2 separate regions of the Homo sapiens genome follow, and region 1 is linked to region 2. The links are chromatin loops, found by intact Hi-C in ENCODE. Cell type or tissue: heart right ventricle. All regions are shown on one strand. Links, peaks and the distances in the headings refer to the core of each region. The heading gives the core; the rest is flanking DNA.

Evidence for each region. Peaks named below come from ENCODE experiments on the same cell type or tissue, not always from the same donor. Only the 100,000 strongest peaks of a DNase experiment are listed, where the experiment ranks them.
Region 1: it touches region 2 in a loop (2.3-fold over the local background); 4 of 110 quality-filtered maps call a loop at or near these places.

Annotation. Positions count from the first base shown.
Region 1 is chr16:70,365,374-70,373,657 of GRCh38, reverse strand. It overlaps DDX19A (DEAD-box helicase 19A), which reads right to left. Exons shown (of 12, transcript NM_018332.5): 8 at 7,396-7,573; 9 at 6,797-7,034; 10 at 3,273-3,435; 11 at 2,095-2,286; 12 at 275-1,733. The coding sequence ends at 1,672. Among named protein-coding and RNA genes, the nearest start is that of DDX19A, 23 kb to the right of the region's middle. In heart right ventricle, for the core only: a CTCF peak has its summit at 3,389 (motif pointing left); a DNase peak (open chromatin) is centred at 3,327; H3K27ac peaks cover 778 bases.
Region 2 is chr16:70,561,115-70,569,445 of GRCh38, reverse strand. SF3B3 (splicing factor 3b subunit 3) reads right to left here. Exons shown (of 26, transcript NM_012426.5): 17 at 7,662-7,816; 18 at 5,396-5,570; 19 at 4,176-4,381; 20 at 3,922-4,078; 21 at 1,910-2,035; 22 at 951-1,163; 23 at 305-403. Among named protein-coding and RNA genes, the nearest start is that of SNORD111, 27 kb to the right of the region's middle. In heart right ventricle, for the core only: no CTCF peak of the experiment used is centred there; no DNase peak of the experiment used is centred there.

The DNA.
Region 1 (8,284 bases), core at 1-8,000, 200 kb after region 2:
TAAATGCCGGGACAGCTACACGCAGAAAGGAAGGTGGATGGTGTTTCCAGGGCAAGGAAGATGTGTGTGTATTGGACATGTCAACATGTCTAACACATGCTGATCAGTGAAAGCAGGTTGCATAGTAGTGTGAACAGAATGTTCCTGTTTTTGTAAAAGAAAAATGGGTTTATGCAAATAAAAGGCAATATGGTAGAATATTCACCAAGCTGCCAGGAATCAGGATCCCAGAAGAGAAGGGATAGAGAGCACTCTCACTTTATATACACACACGCCTTTTTAAAATGAGTATATATTTGTCTAATAAGCAGAAAAATACAAATAAAAACAAATCATTAGTAGAGCGTTTCTCATAATTACTTTAAAATGTCTTAGCATAATGAATGGTGCATACGCTACAATTTATCCATCCTTATTTATTTATTGAGTCGGGGTCTCGCTCTGTTACCCAGGCTGGAGTGCAGTGGCGCCATTTCAGCTCACAGCAGCCTCTACCCAGGCTCAAGCGATCCTCCTACCTCAGCCTCCCGAGTAGCTGGGACTACAGGCGTGCGCCACCAGGCCCGGCTATATTTTTTTCTATTTTTGGTAGAGACGGGGTTTCATCATGTTGGCCAGGCTGGTCCCGAACGCCTGAGCTCAACCGATCCGCCCGCCTCAGCCTCCCAACGTGCTGGGATTATAGGCATGAGCCACCACGCCCGGCCTATCCATCCTTATTCATATTATGTAGGAATCAGAGCTCTCCATAATGTCCACTATTATAAATGAACAGCATAATTCCCTTGGTCATAACTTCCATTCCAAATTCTTGCTCAGCTCTCGGCCCCGTGTGACACCTGGGGGTAAGAACCAACTACGTATGCGCTCAGAAACTCACCTGGGGTCTCCTGGCTGCCGTGACTGAGTACCAGGGGCCTAGGCAGAGGGAGCAACCGAGAGAAGAGAAGGCAAGACCAGGCCCAGCCCCTTCATCGGCCCTCGCCAGATCACTCTCTCTCAAGGGGTCAGGATTCAGACTTTCGTGTTTCTCTCCAAATCTGAAGTTTACAAAAGTAGCCGAGCTGCTCATCAGGGATATGCAAGTCTGCTTTCTGCAGCAGAGAACAGAAGTGAAAGGGAGAAGGGATGAGCAAGAAAGTCTCTGGATTTCAGGAGAAGGAAGACAGCCCCAAGGGCAGGAGAAACACTTGTGAAGGGTCCATTGAAGAGACAGAGAGGGGGCAGCTCTGGCCTCTCTGCTGCCACTTCCCTCATTCGATGCACAGCGGTGGGGCTCACACCATTTTCCACTCAGCCTCTTCCGCACAACCTGCACATCTATCGTTTCTTCAGGGGCTGGAGCTGGTTCCACGATGCCTAGCCAAAATCAGGAGGGGGTCCTGGGGCCAGCGACTACCACTGTGACCAGATTATTATAAAGATGGGGGAATGTGGCTTTAAAAAAGTGGGGAAAGGACCCAATTTTCCAAAATGCAAATTTTTTCTTCTATTGCCCCCCATCATTTGCACCTATTTTTGTCAAGTCCAAACATAATTTGAAGTGAGGTAGGTAGTTTCTCTCTACTTCTGCCGTTGTCCTTGGGGTGATGTCGGGGCCTGTGCCCTAAATGCACTTGTCTCCTGTGCAGGGGCAGTGCCAGGGCTGGCATCAGTGGCTGGTGGAGCTTCTCAGTTGGCTATTTTCTCAATCTCGTCCAAATCATCTGTGTCCAATCTTTCTATCTTCTTATCTGGGGGAAAGATACACAAGTCTCTACCCTGCCCAGGAATGTGCCCCACCTCAGGCCACAGCAATCATTCATTCAGGCCCAAAGGCTCCGGGTGCCTAAGCAGGGGGCAGCAGGGCCCCTAGTCACTGACAGCAACAGTCAGAGCCCCACGCCCCGAAGCCCAGTCACAGGGGAGCTGTCCTTGGAGTCCCTGGGTCCTGAAGTCTCCAGGTGTGCTCCCTGAGAACTGCCATATGGTCAGAAAGGAGGGGAGTGTGCTAGGGACAGAGCCTCTCTTGGGGCTACAGAAGATCCTACCCCTTTCACCACCCCGCCCTACTTAGCAAAGGGCGCCAGGCACAGGACCCTCCCCGGGACTCACTAAAATGCTCCTGGATTCTGTTCAGGATGTTCATGCTGTGCTTGCTGTCCACCATGTTCACTGCCAGGCCCCTCTTGCCAAAGCGGCCCGTGCGCCCGATCCGGTGCAGGTAGGTCTCATTGTCAGGATTCCCGTCCTTGTCCACGGGAAGATCAAAGTTGATGACGACAGACACTTGTTCAACATCAATGCCTGCAGGAAGGAGAGTTGGAGGCTGAGAGGACTAAGGACAGGAGACAGAAATCACTGTCATCCATAGGTAGGTCAATGCGTACCAACTTTGGGATAGAGGGAAAGAATTTGGGACAGGCCAACTCTGGGTACAAGAGAGGGCACACATATAGGCAGGCAACAGAACCCAGAGGAAAAGAAGAGAACTTTGGCAAGTGCCAACAAAATCATGAGATCAGTCGGTAATCCTCTGGGAGACACAATGTTCTGGAGATGGGCGCCCCTGGAAGAGTAGGCTCCGTTCTCTACCAGTCAGATGCCTGTACATTTCCTTCCACCAAGTCAGGACTACTGGTTTCTGCGGGAGTTCCTTTTCTTTCTTTCTTTTTTTATTTTTGAGACGGAGTTTCGCTCTTGTTGCCCAGGCTGGAGTGCAATGGCGCGATCTCACTCACCGTAACCTCCACCTCCCGGGTTCAAGCGATTCTCCTGTCTCAGCCTCCTGAGTAGCTGGGATTACAGGCGCATGCCACCACGCCCGGCTAATTTTTGTATTTTTAGTAGAGATGGGGTTTCACCATATTGGTCAGGCTGGTCTCGAATTCCTGACCTCAGGTGATTCGCCCACCTCGGCCTCCCAAAGTGCTGGGATTACAGGCGTGAGCCACTGGGCCTGCCCTCTTCCTTTTTTTTTTTGGAGACAGAGTCTCACTCTGTCACCCAGGATGGAGTGCTATAGCACATTCTCGGCTCACTGCAACCTCTGTCTCCAGGGTTCAAGCAATTTTCCTGCCTTGGGATTGCAGGCATGAGCCACCGCACCTGGCATGTGTGAGTTCTTACCACCTCAGGGAAATCCAAACAGTCTCTCCTAGAAAGGAATAGTGTCACCAACCCCACCCATCTCCCTGAGACCATCCGACTTCCCTGTATACAAGGATTTCTGGCTCTAATTGGGCCTGGGACCCCGAGCCTGGCAGACCAGGTGGGACACGTCCTCTGCTCACCGCGGGCACACACGTTGGTGGTCACCAAAACCTTCTCTTTGCCCTCTCGGAAGCGCTCAATCACCGCAGCCCTCTGCTCCACCATCATCTCCCCACTCAGCAGAGCCACCTGGTGGCCTTCTTTTGAGAGCTCTGCTGCCAGCCAACTAGCTGTTTTGCGAGTCTGGAAGAAAAAAAACAATTGAGAAATGAAAGTATTTGAGTATATATTTTTTCTTTTTGAGACACAGTCTTGCTGTCACTCAGGGTGATCTAAAAAGTCCTGGGCTCAAGTCATTATCCTGCCTTGGCTTCCCAAAGGGCTGGGAGTACAGGTGTGAGGCACCACGCTCAGCTGAAGATATTTTTGATCTGGAAGACTGTACCTGAAACTTAGCAGCTAAAAGCTAAATTTCTTAAAATTGTAAACCCGATATAGTGCAACAGGAAGTAACAATGTCACCTGGCTTGTAATCTTACGAAAATATTTGTACCTGGCTGGGCATGGTGGCTCACACCTGTACTCCTAGCACTTTGGGAGGACGAGGCACGTGGATCGCTTGAACTCAGGAGTTCGAGACCAGCCTGGGGAACATGGCCAAACCTGTCTCTACAAAAAATTTAGCTAGGCATGGTGGTGTAGGCCTGTAAGTCCCAGCTACTTGAGGGAGCTGAGGCAGGAGAATCGCTTAAACCTGAGAGGTCGAGGCTGGTGAGCCAAGATTGCACCATTGCACTCCAGCCTGGGTGACGGAGCAAGACCTTGTCTCCAAAAAAAAAAAAAAAGAAGAAAAGAAAAAAAAAAGAAAATTTATACCACAAAAATATTTAACCTGGGGCAAGATACGGTGGCTCACGCCTATAACCACAGCAATTTGGGAGATCAAGTGAAGGATCACTTGAGCCTAGGAGTAAAAGACTACCCTGGGGGCCAGGCGCGGTGGCTCATGCCTGTAATCCCAGCACTTCGGGAGGCCGAGGTGGGCCGATCGCGAGGTCAGGAGTTCAACACAAGCCTGACCAACATGGTGAAACCCCGTCTCTGCTAAAAATACAAAAATTAGCTGGGCGTGGTGGCATGTGCATGTAATCTCAGCTACTCAGGAAGCCGAGGGAGGAGAATCGCTTGAACCCGGGAGGCAGAGGCTGCAGTGAGCCAAGATCATGCCATTGCACTCCAGCCTGGGCAAGAGGCGAGATTCCGTTTCAAAAAAAAAAAAAAAAAAAAAAAAACCAGATTGGCCGGGCACGGTGGTTCACGCCTGTAATCCCAGCACTTTGGGAGGCCGAGGCGGGCGGATCACCTGAGGTCAGAAGTTTGAGACTAGCCTGACTAATATGGAGAAACCCTGTCTCTACTAAAAATACAAAATTAGCCAGGTGTGGTGGCACATGCCTGTAATCCCAGCTACCCGGGAAGGCTGAGGCAGGAGAATTGCTAGAACCCGGGAGGCAGAGGTTGTGGTGAACCGAGATTGCACCACTGCACTCCAGCCTGGGCAACAAAAGCAAAACTACATCTCAAAAAGAAAAGACTACCCTGGATGCTTCAAGATGTCATTGTAATGAGAGGCAATAAAATAAAGGTGAGGAAATTCTTCTAGATTTAGGAGTCTTAAGAGACATGACAACTAAATGCAACAAGCAAAACTTGACTGGCTCTTGGATTTAACAAAACAAAAAGCAATAAAGATGAGCTGGGCACAGTGCCATGTGCCTGGAGTCCCACCTACTTGGGAGGTTGAGGTAGGAGAATTGCTTGAGCCCAGGAGTTTGAGTCCAGCCTGGGCAAGATAGTGAGACCGTCTAAAAAAAAAAAAAAAGAGTATTTTTTGGCGTCAGGCGCAGTGGCTCATGCCTGTAATCCCAGTACTTTGGGAGGCCATGGCAGTTGGATCACCTGTGGTCAGCAGTTCAAGACAAGCCTGGGCAACATGGTGAAACCCCCTGTACCAAAAATACAAAAATTAGCTGGGCATGATGGCGGGCGCTGGTAATCCCAGCTACTCTGGAGGCTGGGGCAGGAGAATTGCTTGAACCCAGGAGGCGGAGGTTGCAGTGAGCCTAGATCACACCATTGCACTCCAGCCTGGGTGACAGAGCTAGATAGACTCGGTCTCAAAAAAAAAAAGAATACTTTTGGCACAAGTGGAGATAGGAGAACGTGGATTATATTTGAGAGATATATTACTGTTATCACTGTATCATTGCATTGTATGTTTCCTTGTTTTGAGACAGAGTGTTGCTTTATGACCCATGCTAAGTGCAGTGGCGTGATCACAGCTGACTGCAGCCTCTAACTCCTGGGCTCAAGGGATCCTCCCACCTCAGTCTTCCGAGTAGCTGAGACTACAGGTGTGTGCCACCACATCCAGCTAATTTTTTTTAAGTGTTTTAGAAATGGGGTCTCCCGACGTTGCCCAGGCTGGTCTCAAACTCCTGGGCTGAAGCAATCCTTCTACCTTGGCCTCCAAAGGTGTTGGGATTACAGGCGTGAGCCACTAAGCCTGGCCTCTTTTTTTTTTTTTTTGAGACGGAGTCTCGCTCTCTCACCCAGGCTGGAGTGCAGGGGCACGATCTCAGCTCACTGCAATCTCCGCCTCCCAGCTTCAAGTGATTCTGTTGCCTCAGCCTCCCGAGTAGCTGGGATTACAGGCATGCACCACCACACCCAGTTAATTTTGTATTTTTAGTAGAGACGAGGTTTCTCCATGTTGGTCAGGCTGGTCTCCAACTCCCGACCTCAGGTGATCCGCCTGTCTCGGCCTGCCAAAGTGCTGGGATTACAGGCATGAGCCACCGTGCTCCGGTGTCTCTTTTATTCTAAAATCATTTTGACATTTTCTTCAGAGATCTTAAATATTTATTTTTTCTATTATCAATGAGATCTATGCTTCCATTTTCTAAGTATTTGTTGTTTGAGACTGGAAAACTATGTGTGTGAATGTTATGACTATCTTGTTGAACTTTTTTTTTTTTTGAGACGGAGTCTCTCTCTGTTGCCAGGCTGGAGTGCCGTGGTGTGATCTCGGCTCACTGCAAGCTCTGCCTCCCGGGTTCACACCATTCTCCTGCCTCAGCCTCCCGAGTAGCTGGGATTACAAGCGCCCGCCACCACGCCGCGCTAATTTTTTGTACTTTTAGTAGAGATGGGGTTTCACCGTGTTAGTCAGGATGGTCTCGATCTCCTGACCTCGTGATCCACCCATCTCGGCCTCCCAAAATGCTGGGATTACAGGCATGAGCCACCGTACCCGGCCATCTTGTTGAATTTTTTATTTTTCTTACAAATATGAGTTGATTCTCTTGGGTTGTGCAACAATACATCATCCACAAATAAGACATAAAGTTCAGGGGCTCTATCTTTAGGCTATGTATCCCTTGGGATACTACCATTACCCCCACTAAAGGAGAGCCTGTCTCTTACATCTTCAAAAAGCACTTCCCTTCTTTCCATGGCGCTCAGGGGCATCCAGTCCTCCTGAGCCCTGTGGGGAGCTGGCTGAGAGGGAGGGGCCAGGCCTGCCACTGCCGCTGCTACTCACATGGCAGAAGATCATGGCTTGAGCAATGGTGATGGCCCCGTAGAGGTTACACAAGGCCTGGAACTTCTCGTCTCTGCTGCTGCACAGGACATAGTACTGCTTGATGGTATCCAGGGTCTCTTCCTCACGCTTCAGTTTGATAACATTTGGGTCTGGGACCACTTTCTGGGCAAACTTCCACACAGAGTCTTCAAAGGTGGCGGAGAAAAGCAGCATCTGGCAGTTCCTGGGCAGCATCCTGCAAGGGAAGGCCCGGGTAGATGGCCCCAGGTGGCCCTGGGAAGCAACGGAAGCACAGCCTCCCCAGCTGGGAGGGTCTAGATGCCCAGGAAGGCTGATGGGGGAGGAGCATCTTGGGGAGGAGGAGCAGCAGGCCTGGGATGGGGACAAGGGTTGGGGAAGAGTCCCTAGGTCTCCTTTCTCAACCCAGGTTGGGAGGGACTGTGATCAGCGCTGACATGGAAATGGCCCGTCAAACAAATGCTGCTGAGAGTACGAGAGCCAAGACCCAGGCAGAAGCCAGAGGAGGCGTCTGAAGTGAAGGGAGAAGACACTGCAGATGGGGAGTCTGAGGAGTCCCCCACCCTCGAGATCCCTACCTCTGGATGCGGATGCTCTGATCTTGGTGGCCCTGAGTGGCTATCATGACATCAGCCTCATCCAGAACAAACACCTTGATTTTCTTGGGATCAATGAACTTGAGCTTGGAGCACCAGTCCAGCACGGTCCCAGGGGTGCCAATGACAATCTGCTCACTGATCTTCTGGCCTCTTTCCACTGTGGAGACCCAGGTGATTTTCATAGGTATTTCAAAGGCAAAGCCAGCTCTGGAAATCAAAGCCCTGCCCATCCTTCTAGGACTAGGAGAACAAGTTATTTCCAGATTTCAAAACACACATGAGTGTTCCCCTCAGTCTTGGTCTCTTCTGCTGTGAAGTGGGCAGAATGACACCTATCTCAGTGCACTGTGGTCAGGATCAAATCCCACACAGCAATCCTTCAATAAGCATCAGTTCCCTTCTTCTTCCTCCTATAATCCAACATCATCCAACTCTTTTTATGTTTATTTATTTATTTATTTTGAGACAGGGTCTCACTCTGTTGCCCAGACTAGAGTGCGGTGACACAGTCATGGCTCACTGCAGCTTTGACCACACAGGTTCAAGCGATCCTCCTGCCTCAGCCTCCCAAGTAGCTGGGACTACAAGCTGGCACTTCCACGCTTGGCTATTTTTTTTTTTTTATTTTTTGTCTTACTATGTTGCCCAGGCTGGTCTCGAACCATGTGCTCAAGCAGTCCTCCCACCCTGGCCTCCCAAAGGGCTGGGATTGCAGGTGTGAGCCACTGTACCTGGTTTTGCTTACTTTTAAAGAAAGGGAGCTGACCCCAACCTTCCATCCTCAGTCCTGTTAATCCCTCTTTGGTAGCAGGTCCCAGAACTCTGGACGCTAAATTCAAAACTCTACCTTCTGAGCGAAGAACTCTAG
Region 2 (8,331 bases), core at 146-8,145:
GCTTGTCTTCTAAAATAGATTTGCCCGAAAGTCCAGAGATGCTCTATTAAAGCAGCACATGCCTACAGGAGAAAGTAAAGCCCAGGACACACCTCAGAGCAGAGGACTGGGAATGGACTCTCTCTAAGAAACTCGCTACTCTCCAAGGAGATTTTTTGCAGATTGGTAAGAAAGGACTGTGGACGGACAGCACTCAGCACAGTCGTGTGCACTATGAATAATTCACCAAAGGCAATTTCTTCAGTGAGGGCAACAGGAAAAGTGCTAAGCAGTGTTCTCCCTGGGGCCCATTCTGCAATCTTACCTTCTGGGAGGCCCCATTGAGCAAGCCACGGTCCCACAGGGCTTTGTTTCCTGTAGGATCCTCATCTACTTCATCATTGGTGTTAGGTGGGAGCCTCACCTACAAGGAAGTGACACAAGTCACACTGCTGGGGCCCGGACCTGCTCACCTGAGTCACCAAGCAACAGGTCTGGCCAGGTCTTTGCAAGTCAGCCACAGGGGCACTGCCTAGACAGAGGCCTGAGCCCACGTGTCCTGCACCTGCTCTGGTGGGCAGGAGCTGTGTCTGAGGAGCAAGAAACTCAAAAGAATCGACCCATGAGCAAGAGTTTAACACAGCTAAGGGTAAAACCAAAACCACACAACATAGATAACAGACATTCCAAAGTTCTTATAAAATGTAAAAAGAAATATTAGCCATTAGCTCAAACTAAACCTATCATTAAATCACGTTCAATAGGGAGGAGGGAGATAAACCACAGAGAAAAATCCAAAAGACTAGTAAGAAGGCTTAAAGAACAGATTGCTTGTAGAGTTAGCTTTAGTAGGATGGAATTTTATATCCATTTTTACTTCTCAGATTTGATTCCTCCTTGGCTTTACCCACAAGAAACTGAGCCAGCTTTCCTACACATCACTGTAACCCAAGTTAACAACATCAACTCACCACACATATGTTGCCAAACTTGTCTGCCCCAGCCACAGTGTCATAGTCCAGGAGGCTGGCTGTAGTGACCCATCGGGGGTAGGTATCATCAGCAAAGATGATAAGCTGGTTTTCATTACGCTTGTAGCGAACCCAGATGAAACTTTCTTGGACATCAGATACAATTACCCTATGTCCGATAGTCTGGATCCCAGAGATATAATTGGCAATATGCTGGGAAAAACAAAGACAATAGTGATGGTGGGTGTAATCTTGGGGTTCAGAACCCAAAGAAAGCCCAGCTTTCCGTATGACATACGTAGGGTCAGCAGAACAGCAAATACCAAAAACCAGCAGTTAGCAATGAATTCTAGGTGGGAAAAAAGAGCCAAATAGCTTTTAATATAGTGCAAATATATGCCTAACTCTCACATTTACTTTCCTTATAGAAGCTAGCAAGATAGAAAGCTGGTTCTTGTTTGGTAAGTCAAGAAATGAGATCCCTCTACTCCTGCTCCTCTCAAAACTCAAGGGCCGGTGCGGTGGCTCACGCCTGTAAACCCAGGACTTTGGGAGGCTAAGGCGGGTAGATCATGAGATCAGGAGTTAAGAGACTAGCCTGGCCAACATGGTAAAACCCTGTCTCTACTAAAGATACAAAAAATTTGCCAGGCGTGGTGGCGCGCATCTGTAATCCCAGCTACTTGGGAGGCTGAGGCAGGAGAATCGCTTGAACCCAGGAGGCGGAGGTTGCAGTGAGCCGAGATTGCGCCACTGCACTCCAGCCTGGGCAACAGGGCGAGACTCCGTCTCAAAAACCAAAAAACAAAAAAACAAGGGCATAATTCTGAAGCTGGAATTGGGGTAACACAACAAGTCCTAATAAAGATAAGATTTTAAAACTCAATGCCCACCACCCCACCAATGCCCCCACCCTTGACACATGAGCTAGATCTCAGCACCAATGCCAGCACACTTACCTTATTCTCACATTTTCGGAGTAACTTCTTCTTTCCCAGGTCATAGACACGCAACAGCTTCCCCACACCAATCAACACCCTCCCCTGGAATGGGGCAATAGCAGCAGGGACCTCTTCCACAGGAGTCTATAGAGGAAAAGCAGGTAATACAGCTATTATAAATGCCAGCCAGACACAGGCCTCACCTCTCTGCCCAGAAATGCCTACTTCCACAGGAGCCTATCATTAAGAAACACACCAGTGAGCTTATTTTGCTAATGAATCTGGGTGTTGGGGTGAACAAGTTCCGCATGCTGCATTCACTCAGTAGAGGGATCAATGCTGTAACTGACAAGAAGTTCTGGTACCAGACGACTGCTGTCCAGAGCTTGTGCTCTGTTTAACTGGTGTTATTTCAACAGTGAAGCCTTAGTAGCCAAGTGACTGTAATTTGTGGAGGGACAGGAAAGAAATGCTAGTGAAAAGTGACTTTTTTTTTTTTTTTTGAGACAGGGTCTCACTACTGCTCAGGCTGAAGGGCTGTGGCAGGCGCAATCATGGCTCACTATAGCCTGGACTTCCTGGGCTCAGGTGATCCTCCCACCTCAGACTCCCGAGTAGCTGGGACTACAGGCATGTGCCATCAAGCCTGACTAATTATCTGTATTTTTCGTAGAAACTGAGTTTCACCACATTGCCCAGGCTGGTCTCAAACTCTTGGGCTCAAGTGACCTGCTCGACTCAGACTCCCAAAATGCTGGGATTACAAGCGTGAGCCACTGCACCCAGCCTAGTGACATCTCAGTTGTAAAGGAGAGACAAATTTAATATGCAAAAGGGTCTATGAAGTATTTCTTAGAGGATACTCCCCTTATGGTAGGGTTGAAGGAATCCACATGCTGTCATTGTGGAGAAGAGAATATTCTTTTTATTTTAAAAATTATGGTAAAATAGTCATAACATAAAGTTTACCATCTTAATCCTTTTCTTTTTTTTGAGACAGAGTCTCGCTCTGTCACCCACGCTGGAGTGCAGTGGCGCAATCTCGGCTCACTGCAACCTCTGCCTCCTGGGTTCAAGTGATTCTCCTGCCTTAGCCTCTGGAATAGCTAGGGTTACAGGCGCCCACCACCATGCTTGGCTGATTTTTTATTTTTAATAGAGATGGGATTTCACCACGTTGACCAGACTGGTTTTGAACTCCTGAGCTCAGGTGACCCGCCCACCTCGGCCTTCCAAAGTGCTGGGATTACAGGCGTGAGACACCATGCCCAGCCAGTCATTTTTAAGTATACACTTCAGTGGCATTAAGCACATTTACTGTTGTGTAACTATCACCTCCAGAATTTTTTTCATCTTCCCAAACTGAAACTCTGTACCCATTAAACAGTAACTTCCCAGAGAATGCAGGTGGAAAAGAATATTAAATCTTTTTTTTTTTTTTGACAGTCTCACTCTTGTCACCCAGGCTAGAGTGCAATGGCGCAATCTCGGCTCACTGCAACCTCCGCCTCCCGGGTTCAAGCGATTCTCCTGTCTTAGCCTCCCGAGCAGCTGGGATTACAGGTGCGTGCCGCCATGCCTGGCTGATTTTTGTATTTTTAGTAGAGACAGGCTTTCACCATGTTGGCCGGGCTGGTCTCGAACTCCTGACCTCAGGTGATCTGCCTGCCTCGGCCTCCCAAAGTGCTGGGATTACAGGCATGAGCCACTGCGCCCAGCCAGAATATTAATTATTTAAACTGCTGAATTTTGGTCACAAATTGTTGCCTGCTTATTAAAACAGTAAGAAAGAGACCAATTGAATGTGCATCTATCTCCCCATTATGGATGGTTAGCACAAAGCCTTCCTGTGGAATGCACAGGCACAAGAACATCACTGCAGCTAGAAGGCCCCAGCATTTTCCATGTGCTGGTAAGAGAGAGATTGGAATCAAGGAGCTGGTCCCCAAAAGACCTGATCCATAACATAAGCAAAAGTGAGAGAATTCAATGGGACTTAAAATCTAGGAGAACCACTGGCAGATTCCTACCTTGTGCAAAAACTCCAGTTTTTCCCCATTGTTCACAAGCTTGTAAGTATAGACGAAGCCCCCTGCCACAGATCGGGGGTTTAGTATCAGGTCCTTGGCCACACCCACCAGCACATACCAGTCTTCACCAGTGTTGGAAAACCTGCACACAGCCACACTACACACAGAATAAGAAGCAAGAGTAAGGCCTTAGTCAAAACTCAGAGAGCTCCTGTTCCAGCCTGCCAAACCCTGGACTGTCCTGGGCTGCTTACCTAAAAGCTGCCTCATTCTGTTCCAGCTGGACAAGGTCCAGTGTGTTCCCTTGAATGGGATTCATCACTCGGATCACAGAGGCCCACTGCCCATTGCCAGCCTTGGGAGCTCCAAAGATGGATTCAGGGAGGTTTTCATTGAGGAATGCTGCTGCCATCTCTGCGGCCAGCTCCCGCTCATCCTCCCCTGCTGCTTCCACCATTTCCTAAACCCAAAAAAACGAGTAACTGAGTTGGCGTGCTCAGAGGTAGGGGCTGGCTGAGAAGAGGATAGGTAGCAAGAACACTCCAGGGGGTTCTCAATACATAAAGCAGCAAAGTCAGCCATCCCAGCCAGGATTTCCCGACATGACTATTAAAGGGAGAGGTGTACAGACTAGGGAAGACAGAAGATCAGAAAGGGAAATCCAGACATTGCTGGTTACATATTAGTAGAAAACACCAAAAATAACAATAGCTGTGACAAATATTGGACTAGTGGCTTGAGAAAAATGACAACGGAAACTCCACTTTTCTATCCAACCCATCTGATTTCCCTTACTAAAACTACTCTGTCTCCACTCTTTAAGGATGGATACAGTTCTACGTGGTTGTAGCTATTTGGTTTCTGCTAGGCAATGAGTTCTAGAAAGAGCTGGTGTTGTGGAGAACATGAAAGCTGTCTCTTTTGGGCCCAAATAAAGGAAATACAGTCTATTTTGGAAGCTCAAGGACGGGAGAATTCTGTTTCAGAGAGGGAACTTAATTGTGAATAAATGGAGGTCAGAGTATAGTCCTGGGTTACAAGAAAGGCTCTAAAATGAAGTACTTTGGGGCAAAGGCCTCTGCTTAAAAAAGCTGAAAAAAGCCTAGATCTTTAAAAACAAAGAATATACTAACAATTACAGGAGTTTAAACTTTTGATAGAGTCTCGTGTCCAGAGTGCCACTGGTATGCAGTGGCATGATCATGGCTCACTGCAGTCTTGAACTCCTGGGCTCAAGTGATCCTCCTGCCTCAGCCTCCCAAGTAGCTGGGACTACAGGAGTGCACCAACACACCAGGCTATCTTTTAAAATTTTTAATAGAGGTGCAGTTTTGCTATGTTGCCCAGGCTGGTCTCGAACTAGTGGCCTCAAGCAATCCTCCCACCTCAGCCTCCCAAAGTGCCGGGCAGTTTAAACTTTTCAACATAATTTCACACATCTTTTAATAGAACCCCTGAACGTTAGTCTCATTACCTCTGCCATCTGCTGCTTTCTCTGAGCTTTCGTGGCCTCAGTGTAGGCATTGTGGTCCGTTTCAATGATAATAAGGTTGTTACTCTCAGGGTGGATGACAAATTTCCTGGGTGTGTACTGCAGTGGGAAGGCTACTTGATTGAAGACAGCACCGAGCTTCTCTAATGCCAAAATCCTATGACAAAAAAGCAAGGCAGTTATTTAATACTCACTCGGACCCAGAAACTGGTGTTGAAATAGACTTTGAGCAGTCAGCAAACACGTCAATCCCTGGAGCTCTAACGTTGGCATTAGGCAACATTAAACAACAGCCTCCTACTCTAGAAAACTCTGCGATGCAGACACAGAGATCCAGGAAGGGCCTTCCCATTTGGCAACACCCTACCACAATTCACAGCAGTTCTAGTTCCTACCAATGAAACACAAACGATTGTCAAAAGTTTTTTTTTAATCACTCCAATGATAATAAAGAGCCCAATCCCAAATTTGTTGTGAAACACTGCAATTACCTAAACATATATGGTATTTGTAGTGACTGTGCTTCATAAAATAAAGTGGATACCTTTGTGAACAAAAATCACCTCAGTTCAGGAAAACTATGACAATGCAAGAGACAGCAAATAAGGGACCTACAAATTTCTGTCAAATGGGACAGAGATGTACACATAAGCCAAACTATGTGCAAAATGAGCAGAACCCAGGTACTCTGAAAAGTATAGTTACCCGATCTCTAATGATGGAGTTTTATTTGTAGTTTATTCTCTACATTAAAAAAGATAGGGGCTGCGTGTGGTGGCTCACGCCTGTAATCTCAGCACTTTGGGAGGCCAAAGCAGGCAGATCACCTAAGGCTAGGAGTTCAAGACAAGCCTGGGTAACATGGTGAAACACCAACTCTGTTGAAAATACCAAAAAAAAAGCCATGTATGGTGGCGCACGCCTGTAGTCCCAGCTACTTGGGAGGCTGAGGTGGGAGAATCTCTTGAGCCCAGGAGCTCAAGACCAGCCTGGGCACCAAGGTGAAATCCTGTCTCTATAAAATAGAACACAAAAATTAGCCAGGCATGATGGCATGCGCCTACAGTCCCACCAGGTACTTGGGAGGTTGAGGCAGAAATAGCTTGAGCCCAGGAAGTTGGGGCTGCAGTGAGCCATGATCACACCACTGCACTCCAACCTGTACAACAGAGTAAGACCTTGTCTCAAAAAAAAAACTTAAAAATAAAAATAATTAAATAAAAAAATAAACTGCCTGCCAAGAACTCTGCTTTTATGTCTCATAAGTCACCTTCCCTGATTTAGTTTTGGGGGGAAGTAAGTTCTGCTGCTAGGAAAGCCTAAAAATCTGTAGCGATTGTCTAAATCTATAGCAATTCAGGAGGTAGGGGCCACAGATGAGGCTACAACAAGGCTGGCTTAAAAGACAAGGGGAACACTGACAGGCAGGTATGTATGTGGGTGAAGCATTCTAGCACAGGTAGAGATTAAAAAAATATTAAGTGATGTAGAGCAGTGCAGGGAGATCAATTCTGCTGGAGCAGAAGATAAATACAAAGATGACGGAAAGAAAAAGGACAATGACCATGAAAAGACCCTGAAAGTTGTTGCAAAGAAATTTTGGGAGCTCATTTGATAAGCAATAGTGATTAATCTATCAAGAGGCCATAGTTTCATTATGAACAGCCAATAGTTATAACCAGGATGTGAACAACTTTGGTGGCTTAATTTTAAAAGCCCCCCAAAACCTGAGGAAGCCAAACTGACTGAATTATTTTAGGTTCTTTTCCATCTTGCAAAGAATATTACATACAGTGCTCAAACTTCACATCAATATTACCAGGAAGAACAGTTTTGTCAACTTGAAAAAGGTCTAAATAACTTATAGATAGGTTAACATTTAAGATTTAATACCGCAAATGACAAGACAGAGTAAGAAAGGTTATCAATGCAGTGATCCAATACTTGCTCTAAAACTAATCCAATGGCAATACCCTTTTGCTAGAAAACAAAAATCTGAAATCTCAGGAAGATTGGACTGTATTAAAGCTTGGCCTTGAAAATCTTAACAGAAGCTAAAACACCGAAACTTGGCTCTCAGGTACTAAAATGCTGAGCCAAATGAAGGTTTCAATTGCAACACACAAGCTTCATGGTGAAGTCGGCTCTCTGCCACCTCTTCACAGCCTCCTCCAACACTCTGGCAGAACCAGTCTGAGCCCTTGGCAGAAAGGCTTCCTGCTGAGCTTCAAACATGAGACTCACTCACCGTAGGGTGTTGGTGGAGATGGCCACAATGCCCTCGGGACACTGTTCCGAGGCAAAACCCGATGCAAATTCCAGTGTCTCGTAAGACAGTGGGGTGAGATGGAAGCGAGATTGGTAAGAATAGCTCAACCATGAGCGGCTTGACATGGCCAATACCTGAGGGGAAAAAAAAAACCCAGCTCCAATAAGGTTTGGGAAAAAATACAAATATGGTATAAGCTGACCAAAAGCCCTATCCCCAAATTTCAGTCTGCAGAGTATCCTAAGATATTCTAGAAATATAACAGGCTATCTTAAGAAAAAGAGGGCTAGAGAGAGGCACTATGGCTTAGCATATGTGAAAAGCATGGGCTACGAGCCATATGATCTAGACTCACCATTTCATCTCTCTAAGCCTGCTTCCACGTGTGTAAAATGAAAACAGTACCACAAGGCTGGACAGCTGCAAGAATTAAATGGAATGAAGGCCAGGTGCGGTGGCTCATGCCTGTAATCCCAGCACTTTGGGAGGCCACGGCAGGCGGATCACCTGAAGTCAGGAGTTCGAGGCCAACCTGGCCAACATAGTGAAACCTCATCTCTACTAAAAATACAAAAATTAGCTGGGCGTGGTGGCATGCGCCTGTAATCCCAGCTAATCGGGAGGCTGAGGAAAGACAATTGGTTGAACC